Linked DNA regions of Homo sapiens: region 1 is linked to region 2. Evidence: chromatin loops called from intact Hi-C (ENCODE). Cell type or tissue: endothelial cell of umbilical vein. All regions are shown on one strand.

What was found. Peaks named below come from ENCODE experiments on the same cell type or tissue, not always from the same donor. Only the 100,000 strongest peaks of a DNase experiment are listed, where the experiment ranks them.
Region 1: it touches region 2 in a loop (4-fold over the local background); 3 of 110 quality-filtered maps call a loop at or near these places.

The regions. Positions count from the first base shown.
Region 1 is chr16:77,573,610-77,576,109 of GRCh38, forward strand. No RefSeq gene overlaps it. Among named protein-coding and RNA genes, the nearest start is that of LINC02131, 16 kb to the right of the region's middle. In endothelial cell of umbilical vein, no CTCF peak of the experiment used is centred here; a DNase peak (open chromatin) is centred at 1,502; H3K27ac peaks cover 2,103 bases.
Region 2 is chr16:77,456,172-77,458,671 of GRCh38, forward strand. No RefSeq gene overlaps it. Among named protein-coding and RNA genes, the nearest start is that of ADAMTS18, 22 kb to the left of the region's middle. In endothelial cell of umbilical vein, no CTCF peak of the experiment used is centred here; a DNase peak (open chromatin) is centred at 1,060; H3K27ac peaks cover 2,020 bases.

The DNA.
Region 1 (2,500 bases), 120 kb after region 2:
GAAGCTGGAAGCCATCATTCTCAGCAAACTAACACAGGAACAGAAAACCAAACACCGCATGTTCTCATTCATAAGTGTGAGCTGAACAATGAGAATACGTGGACACGGGGAAGGTAACATCACATACTGGGACCTGTGGGGGGCTGCGGGGCAAGGGGAGGGAGAGCATTAGGACAAATACTTAATGCATGCAGGGCTTAAAACCTAAATGACGGGTTGATAGGTGCAGCAAACCACCATGGCCCATGTATACCTATGCAACAAACACGCATGTTCTGCACAGGTATTCCAGAACTTAAAGTAAAATTTAAAAAAAAGAGAAGGAAAAACTTGTCAGAGACACTGGAACTACTTCCTAAAGGGCATAGAAAATGTCTTATTTCAGCTTAAGGTTTATCCAAATTGAGTCAGTAAATGATTTGTCAACTCAATGTGTTCCATGTGGAGGCAGGGAACTAGTTAAAAAAAGAAAAAGGTACAGTAATGGTACTGGTGTCATAGATTTGAGGGTTAACTAGAATAATGCATTATGTACTTCCAATAAAAAAGAGCTAATACCATGGCCATTATCATCACTATTGTTTCTACCATTTTCTATTAATTTCCCCTTGGATGGCTCACCCTGTCTTTAAACTCAATATGCCAATGCCTCACACCACCATGGTAAACTGCCAGAATCAAGCAGGAATAAAATGCAATCTGGGGTCTTGAAGAGAAACTAGGATAAATGGAGATAGAAATGGAGGGGATCAGGAAGGGTGATGTGGAAATTAGCAAGATTTAGAGCAGGGCCTCTCAAACTCCGCACTATCTGTTTATGGGCTGGACAGTTCTTTGTTATGGGAGCCTACTAGTGTATCGTGGGAAGTTTACCATCCTCCCTGCCTCCACCCACTCAATGCCAGTTACACTCCCCAGTTTTAAGAACCAAAAATGAATCCAGACATGGCCAAATTTCCCCTGGGGGGTCAAAACCATTCCAGTGAAGGACTTTTAATTTAAAGTAATGAAAATGGAGAGTCCTCAGGAGGAAGAGGTAGAAAGTGAAGACTAGAGGATTTAAAAGGCAAGTCCATTTTAATATGTGGAAAAAAACAAAGAGGGCAGGTGTTTTTGTTTTTGGGGTTTTGTTTGTTTGTTTGTTTTTTGGCAGGGGCTGAGGGGGTTGCTTGTCTGTTTGCCCATTTCAAAACCTTAGACCAGCCTAACAAAGAATTCCTGGATTTCCAAGGTGCTCAGGAGATGCAAGATGAAGAAATGAGCTAGTGAGGCTCCTTGACAATAACACAGTTTTCCCCAGATGGAAAGAGTGTCTAAGTCCAGATGACTAATGAAGAGTAAAGATCTTGGCTAATCACCAGAGGACTTTTTTCTCCCTTCAGTGGCCCTGGTTGCTGTGGAGATTTTAGAGTTTTCCACACAGCCCACGCCTGACCTCTCATCTCCCCACGGTGCTCAGACGGCCCAGGGAAATCCTGGAGGGGACCTGCCAAGGGCTGTGGCCGAGGAAGCAGATCTCCCTCCTTATCGGCGGAGTAGGTCAACTTCCCCCCATTCTTTCCAAGAGGAAAACGTACCAGGCAGCCAGGCTCATCAGAGCTGCCTGACAAAGGCCAACTGGTGAAGAGGTGAAGCAGAAATGGCCCAGCGGCCTGAGTATCAGCTACCCCTGACTCAGCTGCAGGGTTTTGCAGGCCAGGGCCAGAGAGGGGCAGGGAACAGCTGCTGGTTGTCCTCTAAGGCAACCTGCCTTTCCCCTACCACACAAGCCGTCATTACCCCCTTCCTTCCTCTCCCCGTCACTCTGAAGTGCCCTCTGTTTTCCCAATGTCACTTTGCTCTGGCAAAGTCAGGCAGGCCACACGAAAGGGGTTTCCTTAAGTTGAATATTAATTCAAATACTCCAAGTGAGCACTTAAAGGAGCTGGTACAGTGAAGTACTGTACGTAACCCCTAGAACGTTCTTTGTCACCCTAACTTTATCATTGTTCCTTTTGCTCTTATTCTGAGGCTTTCATCCACATCATCTCCTGTGTGAAAGATGTTTTCTACTTGCATTTTAAGCCACCCTTGAAGACAGGTAACAGAATGTACACATAGCACAGTATACATTCACTTATTTTTTAAATCCCCAACAACACATAACTTCATGTCAGGTACTGTGTAGGTGCTTGGTGAGGGCTTGTATAAATCGATAAATTGATCAAAAGTATCCGGCAATCAACAACTCCACTTCTTAGTTTTGTCTTGAATCTGAACATTCACTCACTCGCTAGCCCAGTGTCATTTGATCACTCAGTCTCTCATTTAACCACTGTGCAGTTATTTTCAGGGCACCTCCCAGGTGTCAGGCACCACACCAGGTGCTGGAGCCATAATGGTGGAAGAAAGACATTGTCCCCAAACTCATGAATATATGCCTAGCAGTGGGGTACACATTCATAAAGAAAAAAAAAATTTTTTTTTTGGTATTCCCAAGACTTTTCACTAATTCAAAGTG
Region 2 (2,500 bases):
GGGGCAATTTTATAAGTCTCTCCCTCTAGCCAACAAATAACTCTTCCTCCTTGTTAAAAAAAAATAGTAACAGAAGATCATATAATTAGATATATACACATTTTGTGAATTTGAAAGAAAATAGGAATAGCATTGAATCTATACATTGCTTTGGGCAGTATGGCCATTTTCATGATATTGATTCTTCCTATCCATGAGCATGGATTCTTTTTCTGTCTGTTTGTGTCCTCTCTGATTTCCTTGAGCAGTGGTTTCCAGTTCTCTTTGAAGAGGTCCTTCACCTCCCTTGTTAGCTGTATTCCTAGGTATTTGGTTCTCTTTGTTGCAATTGTGAATGGGAGTTCATTCATGATTTGGCTCTCTGCTTGTCTGTTGTTGCTGTATAGTAATGCTTGTGATTTCTGCACATTGATTTTGAATCCTGAGACTTTGCTGAAGTTGCTTATCAGCTTAAGAAGCTTTCAATTTTAGGTATCATTACTATTGTTGTTGTTAAGAAATAAGAAAAACAATGGGAATTTTCAGAAAAGAAAAAAACTAGAATAGCAGAGATTTTGGAAACCGAGTCCAATGGCTTGTGTGCTGACCTCAGTTTTGTTTGTTTTGCCAAATACCACCTGAACTATTTACTTCTATTTATGTAACTTACATTACTTATATTTATGATTCACTTTACAAACTTTAAAATGATTTTATCTAATGTGACTATAAGAACAGTCTAAAGTGTCAAACTATTACAGTTTTTAAAAATTCTGTGTGCCCCCAAGAACGTTCTGGAGCACCAGAAATGGATTGTATTCCCCACATTGGAGACTCTGGTGAGAATGACCATGGGGAATGCAGGAGAAAAGACAAAAGAAAGCAAACAATGGCTAGGAGACGTGGTGGCTCCAGACCTCTCATCTCCAACTTCTTTTTTCAACTTCCCAAGGAATCCCCATAGGGCATGACTCGGTTGCCTGGGAAACTCCAGTCTGTATAACCTGACCACATGTCATCCTGTGACAGATGGGAGAGCCTGTTAGCCACACTGAGGACTTGTCATAGACATGTCACCCTAGGTCTGCACATTTCATGTACAGTGAGCTCTGAATTTAAAATCAAATGGTTACTCATCAGGAAGGAAAGGCGTCACAAAATAAAACATGAAATGTTCTAAATTCAACAGTGGATTTAAGAGCATATAACAACACTGTGGTCTCGTGTACACAGGCAAAAAATGCAGCAGCACCCAAATGTTTAGTTTCGAAAAAATGGAAACATCTAGTCAGTTCTACTCCCGTGTCTTCTCTGTGGTCCAATTAATCAAATCAGAATGAACTCGAAACTGGTAGCCACTTGCCAAGCCTGCAAAAAATGTCTTATTCTGATTATTAAATAAACAACTCCTAAAAAAGGAAGTATTTTGAAGAAAGACAAACATTTTCTTCCCTCTGAATTGCAGTGTATTGAACTCCTCCCACGAGTTGGTGGTAGGAAAAGACTAAACTAGCTAGAAGCTGAGAATGTATCAAATCATTCTTCATTCCAAACATAAGATACCAAAATGTCTAAATTGGCTCTTAAAAATTTAGCAGTGTTATTGCTTTGTCTTCCATTTTAAAGAAAATAATTATGACACATTTTTGGATAGTAAAAGGTTTGATTATATATTTTTTCACAGAGTTTTATAAGATTAGTTTTCTCTTAAATGTGGAAGCTTCAGTGGCCAATATTAATGAATTCAATTTTGATTTCATATATTCTTTTTTAATGATTTTTTAATGTCATCATTCAGAAGGCTAGTTTTCACAACCCCAAGGCAGCCTGGTGTTGAGGTAAGAATCCACTGATTTAGACAGCAAGGTCAGAGTTTCAACCCTGACTGCTACATACAGCCTATAACGGCAGTATGCCACTCACTCTACCTTTATGATCTTTATATTCATCATAAGGAAAGTGGTAACCCTTCACATGATTGTTGGGGCTATAAGTGAAACAGTGAAGTGGGTACTCTTTGTGGTTGGACAGAAGAAAAAAATACATCTGCAAGGATACATATCAAATTCTCAACCACACTGTCCTTTAGGGTATTGAGGATTTGTGAAGGTGCATCTTGAGGAGGGGACTGAGTATATGGGGTGATGAAGGACTCCTATTTTATATTTTACACACTTCCAAACTATTTGAATGATATGTGAAAAGGAACATGCCTCATGTGTAAATATCAAAGATTAACAAGACATATAAGAATAAAAATGGCAAGAAGACAAAAAGAAGGGGTTCATGGTTCTTGATTTGTTTGCTGAACTAAGTGAAACTAAGTGGATTTCCATGCTTGTGTTCCTTCTCTCCTCAGAACCATGGGGGCTCTTCCAGCGCTGTCTCGATTCTAAGGTCAGTTGTGCAGGAGAGTCACAGGAAAGGCAGCACCCCAGAAATCCTGGTCCACTCAAGGTCCAAACTGCCTCATTAAATAGCCTGAAATCCTTGAAGCATTAAAAAAAGAGAGTGAGAGAGA